Regions from separate parts of the Homo sapiens genome. Here region 1 is linked to region 2. Evidence: chromatin loops called from intact Hi-C (ENCODE). Cell type or tissue: mammary epithelial cell. All regions are shown on one strand. Links, peaks and the distances in the headings refer to the core of each region. The heading gives the core; the rest is flanking DNA. Region 1 overlaps NOL4 (nucleolar protein 4). Region 2 has its middle 220 kb from the start of DTNA.

The links. Hi-C counts contacts between places; a loop is a spot of excess contacts. Peaks named below come from ENCODE experiments on the same cell type or tissue, not always from the same donor. Only the 100,000 strongest peaks of a DNase experiment are listed, where the experiment ranks them.
Region 1: it touches region 2 in a loop (3-fold over the local background); 3 of 110 quality-filtered maps call a loop at or near these places.

Annotation. Positions count from the first base shown.
Region 1 is chr18:34,120,777-34,126,168 of GRCh38, reverse strand. All of the region lies in intron 2 of NOL4 (nucleolar protein 4), which reads left to right. Among named protein-coding and RNA genes, the nearest start is that of NOL4, 100 kb to the left of the region's middle. In mammary epithelial cell, for the core only: a CTCF peak has its summit at 3,254 (motif pointing left); a DNase peak (open chromatin) is centred at 4,838.
Region 2 is chr18:34,490,211-34,495,602 of GRCh38, reverse strand. It overlaps a transcript of DTNA not described here. Among named protein-coding and RNA genes, the nearest start is that of DTNA, 220 kb to the left of the region's middle. RefSeq lists a silencer at 1,638-1,767. In mammary epithelial cell, for the core only: no CTCF peak of the experiment used is centred there; DNase peaks (open chromatin) are centred at 1,762 and 2,312; H3K4me3 peaks cover 1,157 bases; H3K27ac peaks cover 191 bases; H3K27me3 peaks cover 616 bases.

The sequences.
Region 1 (5,392 bases), core at 184-5,183, 370 kb after region 2:
CTTGTGATTGGTGTTACTTCTCTCCTTCTTTGTCCAATCACTACTCATGTTTCACGTAGAAGGACAGGCAGCAAAATTAGCATAGCTCTATCATTTACCCTAGTTACAATTATGGATCTAATTTCCTAGGCCCGCTCTAATGCCTCTGTGTTGGTAGACAGGAATAGTAATAACTTCTCATGCAGGCATTTTTTTTTTTTTGGTGCATCCTGTAGATGTCACTATCCCTGGAAGTCCACGGTTTGGGTTTATAAGAAAGCATGAGGAAAGGCCAGAGTTCTTGTGTTTAGGAGCTCTCCTGCCAAATGAAACTCGTGAGAGTTTCAGTTATTTCATTTGCTTTTCCCAAAGATTAAATCTGTTAAACTAATTTCAAATTAATTTTCTGGAAAAAAATAAAATTGTCTCTTTTTTTAAAAAAATGCTTTTAATATGAATGGAATATTCCTTTCCAGAGATATGCTGTAGAATAGTAACATATTCATGTAGAATCTCTACAGCCTTACTCCGAACATTAATAAAGAAAATATTTATACTATCATATCTAGGACACTTAACCTTAAAACCCTAGTTAGCATTATTTTTTGCCTAGTTCTTTTTATAAATATCTATTGGTTCACTGTCTCTATTGCTAAATAGAATATTCTAACTTGCACCAGTTTCTGCTAGTTTGTCATGTAAAAATTCCCAGAATTTTTGTCAACTTATAATGGGACTAATTAACCAAATTTGCAGCCATATGGTGTGGAAAAGTAGCACTAAAGTCAAACTCAAGAATTCTGAACAATTCATGTAGCCTCTTTGTGCATAGGCCACAATTCACTCACATATATGATATAATTCTGTAGTCTAAGACAGAGTTTGTAGAGTTTGCAGATCTTAACAGTATTGAAATAGGGGTTTATCTACATACCTTTTTGATTCATGCCAGGAAGTCTTTGGTCTCAAGCACATTTTCCTTCTGTGTCATAGTGCCTCAAGTTTTACAATTAGAACTCAATCTATTTGGGTTAAACCATTGACCCCTGTATTTTTATATAAAATTCAAATATCATTAGGCAAGAGAAGGTGGAGAATCAATTAAGCTGCCAGCAGTCATTGATACCTTATATGATCATTTAACATACTTGTTTCTGTCTCTCATCTCTAGCTAAATTTAACTTAAGTCAGGAGTGAGATAGAAAGAAAATGTGAGTTATTGGCATAGAGCAATCTATTGACCTCCCAGTTAGCATAGGACCTGTCTGATTTTTTTTTTTTTTTGAGACAGTTTTGCTCTTATTGCCCACACTGGAGTGAAATGGCATGATCTCAGCTCACTGCAACCTCCACCTCCCGAGTTCAAGTGATTCTCCTGCCTCAGCCTCCCAAATTGCTGGAATTACAGGCATTCACCACTATGGCTGGTTAATTTTTTTGTATTTTAAGTAGAGATGGGGTTTCACCATGTTGGTCAGGCTGGTCTCAAACTCCTGACGTCAGGTGATCCGCCTGCCTTGGCCTCCCAAAGTGCTGGGATTACAAGCATGAGCCATCGCATCAAGCCTTGATTCTTATATGAGTCCTAATGTGGCATCACACCTAATAGCGTTTGGTATGTGTTTGACAGTTAGAAGTTAAGAAGCATGTCATCAAGATGAGGAAGAAGTCTCAGCAAACTCCACAGAAAAATCTTTATTTTCAAAAAAAGGGGAACTATGTCTATTCAAAATATTTAAAAATGTTGGAGTATATTTTGAAATAAATGAATATCATTAAATGAAAAACTGAGAATTACATACATTTCTTAGAAAAAAATACTCTCTAGGCACAATTCACTCATAGAATATAAAAATACTGTGTGTTTGAGTCTCTTTCACTTCTTTTTACTATTATGAATTTTTCCCTTTCTTGCCACGGATCTTAGTGCAAGTATAGATTGTCTTTGAAGCAGAGGGGCTAAGAAAATCTCTATCAGGCTTAGAACTTAATTTCATTTCTGTAGCCAAATGCTTTAATGTAGAAAGAAAATTAAGGCAAAATAACACAACAGACAAATATAGGTTCCTGCCTTTTTAATACAGATGCATTGTTTTTTCCCCATTTTATTATTACAAACTAGAGTACCTTAAATAAGCTGCTGTTCTGGATGTCTAACAGAGATAGAAAAACTTTAAATGAACTATTCCAAGTTCAAATTTTTGGTAAACTTTGTCCAGTATTGAACTCATTAATAATTTACACTGTTACACAATAAATTTGTGATCTAGAATTGTATTTTATAGCTAGTTTACCTTAGAGAGTTTATCAGTATAAAATAGCACTCAAATGTAGATATTTTACAGATAATTTTGTTAGGTTATTTTGCTTTATGTCTCTCTATATAAATATAAAATATCTAGATATATCTATAGCTATCTATAGATAAATAGATCTATGTCTTTCTATATCTATATAGACATATATGTATCCATCTATCTCTCTATATATACATATATATCTATTAGATATATAGATACATATCTATATATACATATGTAGGTATATCTCTCTGTATCTATATAGATATAAATATAGAAAGATGTAGATCTATCTCTCTATATATATTCTCATATATATATAGAGAACCATATATATATATATATATATATATATATGGTTATCACATATATAATGATATCTCATTTGAGGTAGAATATAAACACATTACTTTTCACATTGGTTTATTTATCAGTTACACACATACACACACACCCCATATCCACACAAACATATATAGGTTTTACACAAGTGATTTCTAAATATTAGCTACAGCTACTGAATATTATTCAGATTATTGTCAGATGTGTACAACATCTCAGAAGGAAACAGTTAAAAATAATTCAGCATGATAATTAAATTTATTAACTAGCAATCCTAAAACAAAAGAATAGCTTACTGCCATTCATTAAAATTGAATTATATATCTCATATAGGTGTAGTTGCTCACCGCAGTGGCCAGAGTAATACTGCAAATCTGTTAAGATTCAGAAGCTGTCTTCTTGGTAGTGGAGACAAAAAAAAAAAAAAGACGTAAGAGCTTATCCAAAGAAGTTTATCATCAGCTAGTGTCACACACCACATCATCAATAATTTTTATATTAAATTATAATATCCCAGTGAATATTCTTTGAAATATAATTTACCTTTTGGAGAAACTTCATTAGTTGTTTATGACAGCCTAGTAAATTACTACTTTAGTGCTCCCTAGTGGTGAAAAGGAGCCAATGCGGCTTTAAAAAGTAGCTGGTTAATGCCTCCTAGTGGGTGATTCTCACTCAGATCGAGAGGTTTGTTTTCCTTGCTACTCTGATAGTGTAAAAAAAAATAAAATGACCAAATTTCTTAAAGTGCCTGCATGTATGCACCTGTATAAATAACTATATAGGTAATGAATTTGCAATGAGTATAATAGCAAGGAGATGTAAGACATGGGAGACTGGCATGAGATTGTGGAGACAGAATGGTCCAGCTTTGATGCCAACTAGACTTGAGTTTAAATCTTGATAGTGTAAGTTCTACATGTGTGATGTTGGCATGTTATTATTTTGTAGGGTTGTTTTTAGGGCCATAAATAATATAGGTAAAGTTTTAACATAATAATTGCTTCAAACACTATAGATATTATAATAATGTGACTAGAAAGATGGTTTTTTTCTTTTAATATGGAGTTGTTTTTGGGGTAACAGATGTTCTAAATTGCTTTTTTCCCCCTCTTAATCAGGTAATGAAAAGCTTACTTCTTTTTTTGTGTCTACTATTCTCCTTAGTGACCTATGGATAACACCCACCCATGTCTTCATTTATGATTTTCTCATAAATTTGAGAATATTATTAACTAGCTTTATGAGCAGCAGACTTAGTTGTCTTATGATAAGTAAAGAACCAGCTTTTACCTATTTTTATCCATCTATCTCTTCTGCTCCCCATTTCCCCCTCCACCCTCATTTTCCTGGGAATGTCCTCTCAGAGTGAACACTTTCCTCAGCTGAATTTAGTTCTTTGGTTACGGGTGAATTCTGAAAGAAACTGAGTCAGTAACCTAGTTGCTCTTCTGAGAATTTGGAATTTGGAACAGGAAATTTCTATCTTTCTGTGCTTTTTCTTATCAATAGATAATACATAGACGTGATATATTTGGTCAGATATATTCATTAGTGTCTAATTATTTACATAGTCTAAAGTGTTATCTCTCAATTGGGCTATATAGGCCTTAGGGGCAGACAGGTGGCATTGTCCCAAGTACTCCAGGCCTTTTGATATCCCATAATATGTTAACTTTCAGCACCACCAAACCCCAGATACTGTAATAACCAAAATGCCTTCTTGTTCTCTATTTGCAAAAGTCACCTAGTGAGAACAGTAAACACTCCCAGTTGAGAGACATTTTATAAAGGAAACCACATAGCCAGTTCTCTCCTTGGTACCTTTGAAAAATGTGTTTCTTATTTGCCAGTTGTTTAGCAATTCAATAATTCAGACAACTGATTCTGCAACCATAGTGCACTGTCGTCATCTCACAGACTCTGCACTTTGCCTCTTGCATAAATACATGAACGATATGCAAATTACTGGAGTCCCTAACAGAATGAAGTGAAATCTTCGCCGTCTTTCTCTGTCTCCCTAAGATGGCTAATTATTGCCTGCTTTGAGTGGCTACAGCAACTGTATTCTTGGATATGTGTTCAAAAAGAAATGCTTGCTCCCCACAGACCAGCAGTGTGTAAGAAAGGTAAACTTTAACAAGGGGAGTTGCAACAGAAGTCTAGGAGGTTTTGAACATGCCAATGAACTCTAGACCAGAAAAGTGGCATTCTTTGTGGTTCTCCCCTAGGGCCCAAGGGAAATATAAATGTATCATATTACACATACTCTTCAGGAAAAATCAAGACAGGAAGAGGTTTTCCACACTCCCATGTAAGTACTTGTGTCTTTTAATGTAATTCTTCATGTCACAAGTAATTCTATAAACAATGACTTTGCTGAGTTATCTTATTTAATGCAATATTTAGGAATTCTCTTTATTTTATGAATAGTGAACATGTATGAAAAAGATCTTTTTCATTGCCCATCTACTTATTTTTTCATCTAATATAAGAATTCTCTGTTATGACAATCTTTTCCTTAGCAGCCAAATATTCAATCATAAGAAATAACAGCTGAATGTGGTGGCACATGCCTGTGATCTCAGTGCTTTGAAAATTAATTATAATTTAACATAAACCACTTTCTATTTTCTGCTTGATTAACTTCAGTCTACTAATGTATACTGATATAGTACCAAATTCATCTGATGGTGCCCTAGAATGCTGCTACCTGTATATGTTTTCCTCCTCTAGTTTCTTTATATCATATGGTGAAATGCTTTGCCTTC
Region 2 (5,392 bases), core at 212-5,211:
AACCGCCCAACTCTCGCCAGAGTGAGTGGGTTAAATATAACTAAACTTCCTCAAAAATCTGGAAGATGGTGTTCTGAAGAAAACGATGGTCATGATCTGAACAAAGAACAGACTAATAACCTATGAAATTTAAAATTAAGTGCAAACAAACATATAGCTTTAGCCATTTGCTTTATAATAATTTACTTTGCTGATACATCTTAACGGCTGAAAATCTCAACTTTATGGTGAAATGCAACTTTAATCATTGTAGGACATGCAACTTTAATTACTGTAGGACACTTGGTTAATTGTGCTGAAAGGAAACTACTCAAACGTTATTTGCCATAATTTTAGTATTGAAAGTTAGAAGAAGAAAAAGTAGAAAAAGAGTTAATTGTTCTGAACATGCAGCACATACCTATTAAGGTTCATCTTCATAGAAAGATGTGGTCAGTATAGAAGACTTTAGGTATAATGAGTTGATTAGGGGCGCATGAAAAGCCCAACTAGACTCCTAACACTTAATAAATGTATGACCTTGGGTAAGTTATTTTATCTCTCTGTGCCCGGATTTTCTCACCTGCAAAAGTTGTTTAATAACATTACCTACTCCCTTGGTGGTCTAAGAATTAAGACAGTGAATAAATCTAAGCCATATAGAACCGTGGAACATGTGGAACACTTTTTTCCTAAAGTTTCCACCTTTGGAATAAGCAAAAGAAAAAAAAAACCATTATTTTTTAAAGAAATCAGTAACTGTACACTTCAACAATACAAGTATCTCTGAGGTTCAAAAGGAAATACAAACACATTAAATGCCAAGTGATGACATATAACAGGAAAACATAAGCATCAACTCAAAAGACAATTTTTTTAGAATAAGAATAAATGTAAAGCATGGTAAGCTTCACTGCAAGGCACATCCAATATTTGCGCCTCCCCTGCCCCCTCCCCCTGCGCCCCTCACGGCCAAGTTCTACAGTTATCTTTCCAAAGCCATACCCCAAGCCTACTAAACAGCAAAGTTTTACCTTCAAGTCCCAGGAGTGGTACCACTGAGTCCCAGCCTCGCCGTCGCCACCCCTCTTCTCTCTTTGGCTTTGGTCTTTTGACAGACACCTCTCTTCAACTCCCACTCCGGATACCAGAACGAACCTCCCGCCTGCCCTCTGTCCAGCAGAAAACTTCGAAGTGGGCAACAGGCTATAAAAGCCGAAGACACTCACCCCCGTGCCCACCCGCCCCCGCCGCCCCCCGTCCCCGGGGCCCGGAGCCCACTCCCACCCAGGCATCGGCCCGGGCACCGCAGTGCACTGCAACACGAAAGGACGCCGCTGGCTGCAAAGGAACCCAACGCGGATGTCCCAGTCAGTACCCCTCAGACTGTTCCCCGACGTGAGTATCATCCCTAATGGAGGTAGACACTCCACCTCCCACCAGCTCAGCCCGAGAGGATGACCAAGAGGGCAGCGACCACAACGAAAACAACTCAACCCGCGACGCGAAGGAGCCGGCTGCCATAGCCACCCCCCGAGCGGCGCCGCGGCAGCAGCAGGGGCTGCGGCGCTGCGAAGGCCTTCGAGGGCGGGGGAGATTTACCTGCGCGGCCCCGCGCCCCCGGGCCGGACATCCTGCAGCAGCCGCTACCGCCGCCCCGCGGGCCTGAGGCGCCGCCCGCCGCCCGGGGAGGCGCCGCGCCGCAGTCCTGGCTGCGGCGCCCGGCACATGCTTCGCGCTAGCCGCGGCCGGCGCCGGCGCACAGGTGGGAACCCCGTGAGTGGGCGTTGAGGCGAATCCCTGCCCCCGCCGGCGCTCTCCGCCCGCTTCCACTCTTGACTTTGCTCGGTGCGCGGCGCCTGCCCTTGCTCCAGCGCCGAGCCGCCTGTGTCCGCGCCCCGGCGCCGTGGGCGGCTGCGGTCCCTGCGCAGCCGGGGCTGCGCGTCATGTGCACCTCCCGCCCCGCGGCGGGCTCCTCTGCACCGGGCGGCCGGGGGCAGCGCGGCAGCCCGGCCTCGCGCCCACTCCTCGCCCGGCACACGGACCCCCTCCACCCCCGCGCCCTCCCCCACTCCGGAGCTGTCAAAGAAGAAAACGCCGTGCACACACCTTGGAATGGACGGGCGCTTCAGTCACTGACTCGCCAAACTCTTAGAAGGTGTCCATTGGTCTGCAGGGAGGTTTGAGCCTGGAGTAGGAGCCGCTTTCTTATTATTTAATAATGTTGGAAGTGCCGGGTCCGCTGCCAGAGTTGTGGGTCATGTGGGCACAGCAGAGGCTGGCTGCTGCCAGTACCAGGGTTTCCTGAGGATCCTGAAACTATGATCTCATCCTCCTCATCCGCCTCCCCCGCCCCTCTCTCCGCGGGCGCGCACGCACAGCACACACACACACACTCACACACACACTCATGCTGAATGCACTATCTTCCTTCCTGGACCGAAATATTCCTCTAGGGAAATAGTGGGCACGCTCGTCATTGAAAAAAAAAAAAATCCTTCAGATAGAGATTTTTCTCTTCCAAAGCTTGATTTATGTGCTTTGTTTATTTCCTACAGTTTTCCCTCACACGTGCAGGAGATTGGAACAGAGAATCAGGTTTAAAATTAAAAATAATTATTCTCTTATGTTGACCCAGATTTTGGTCAGAACCCAAGAACTTAAACAGTACAATTTCAATTTAAAACAGAGGCAAAATATACAAGGCTTGAATATGGAATATTCTTAGATGTATGCAGTGGGTTTCTTTCCCAAGCTGCAAACATTCCCCAAACATTACCTCATTTATTTGCAGAGCATCTTTGCAGAGGAGGTGGATGAAAAGGCAAATAGTATTGTCACTTCAGAGACACAGAAGCATAAGTAAGATAACATGACCTATCCAAGTACACATAATAAGTCAGTATCTCACTATAAATATTAATTGCATAGCTACTCACAGGTTGCTTTTTCACTATGATCAATTCCCAGATACTTAGTTTACTGAAAATAATGAAAACATTGTTGATTATTTTTAAGTTACCAAGATTGAAAATTATTTTATCTTACTATATGTATGTTTTCATATAATTTTCTCTTGTATTATATTTCCAATTTCACGTTTTCATATAATTTTCTTTCTTTTTGGAGGAATGTGGCATGTATATGCATACATTTATATCCAATTGCATTGTTTAAATCCTTAGATAGTAATTTCAAGCAATTTTAGCCAATGTTTCTGAAGTAGTCACCAATTTCATAATTTGTATATGTCATTCAAACCCCTTTCACCTGGTGTATGTGAAGAGCTACGCTACATTTTGAAGGATAGAAAGAAGTTTAATATAAGTATCTGTCTTTAGTTTACATCTAGTTGTTGAAACAAGATACATATACTGAATGACTGCAGATAAAAACCTTTATTATTTTGGTGGTGTGAGTTATCACAAAGAAAGTACAAAATACACTTATTTTCTTTTTACTTAATTTCTGTTCCATGTTCAAATCATCTCATTTGCCTATGTGCCCTATATTTCAATCTGTCATTAACCCTCCTACCTTCTAAATGGCCAAGGTAATTATGTCTAACCTTGCCCTTCTCTTACACTGGCACCATACTCACATAAACAGTAAATGGGGATTGTTTTATGTCGTAAAATTTCCCAGAAGGAACACTCTTGGGTAGCTTCTGTTCAGTGTAGATAAGGAACTCCAGCAGCTAACTAGCCTTCTAATAACCCAAAAAGAAAACAAATAGTATGAAAGAGAGAATGGTCAGAGAAAAGGCAGAAGAGAAAGCAGTCAAGAGGGGGGAAAAGGAGGGGGAATTAAGTTACAAGATAAGAAAGAAGAGAAGGAAACAAAAGGAGAAGAAAAAGAGGATCAACTTTCGTGTGAAAGCTAAAATTTTCCAAATTTTGGTGCATGGAAAACAAATTCAGGAAATTGTAGACTTTCTTATTGAATTTTTTTTTCCTAAACAAACTTACAGGAATTTGGTGGCAATGACACCAGGTGTTGGTTCTGCAGAGGATGTGCTGAAAGATCTCAAGTTTTTAAAAAGTATAGGATCCGCTAAAAGAAATATGTAGACCTATTAGTATAGTGTAATAATAAAAATGACAATGGGATCAAATAGCCATGGTATATAAATTTTTAAGAAGAAATTAACACTGAAATTAAGGGAGATAGATGGGAAAGCAAAGGCACTGGTATAATAAAGTAGGCAATGAAGAGATAAGTTTGCAATATTTAAAGCAAAATAATATTAATAATATATTTTAAAGCACTTTCAGATTTTTCCAGATCTTTTCATACATTTTTATGGAGTCTAATAATAATCAGAAGTAGTCCCCTTTATGGACTTCATTTTTAAAGAGTGATAATTGTCCCTAATTTTTTGTAATACATGTTGAATGGAGAAGTACTCAAAATTTTCATTCATTGTTTTGAAACTATTATATTTTCTGATCAGTCAACTCTAAATGTTACTTAGTATATCGTCTTCCAATACTTCTCCTAAACAATAAGTCTAGATGGATTTCTGGGCGTAGATTGTAACAGTGATTTATAATCCAGGATTTTACACATGCTTTTGGAGTTAAACTAGAAGCTTTAGTATGCAGCAGACTCTAATGGCTTTGCAGCATTCCTGGGAGATTTCTGCAAAAGAGGTGGAGGGCTAAATTGAACAGCAATATATCAAGAGCACTTTCCTTTTGATCAGCATACTCATAGCAGGATTTGTTTTAATTAGAGATATATTTAGGTTTGATGATTATTACATGTGTTTCAGAAGTGCATTACAACTTCGGTGGCTCAACAATTACTAGCAGTTTGTGTCAGAATTCCTTCATTTGGGGAAAAATATTTTTAATGTGGTTATGCACAAACATTTATGGTTTGTACTAATTTAAGCTATCATTATCAACGAAAATACATTCCTGATGTTTATTGTTTTGCTCTTACAATTTCTTGCTTTTTAAAATTATAATTGATATGAGAATGGCCATGGGTAAAATCAGAATGTTCACTATATTATGTTAATAGTAAAACTCTATGTGTGTACCTATGGTTTAATATGTAATGATATATAGAGTATACATGTGCTTTGGGTCAAATGGGGATGGTTACTATTATCTATAAACTGATAATAGTTTGGGGGCATGAGGAATTAACAATTTTGGAGTATTTAAATGATTCAAAAGAGTTGAAAAAATAAAGACACTGCTATTTTATCAATTAGAAGCTCTTACCCCTTGGATGTAGACTGTTTCAGGGAAGAATGGGGTCTTGAAAAACACAAAATATACATAAATTTTGCTTCCCCAACCGACTGGTTAGCTTTCAAGAATGAGAAGTATGTTAGCAGTCCCACACGGGTCAAGAAAATAGATCAACTGAGCTGTGGCGTGGGGAATTCATGGTTAGTTTT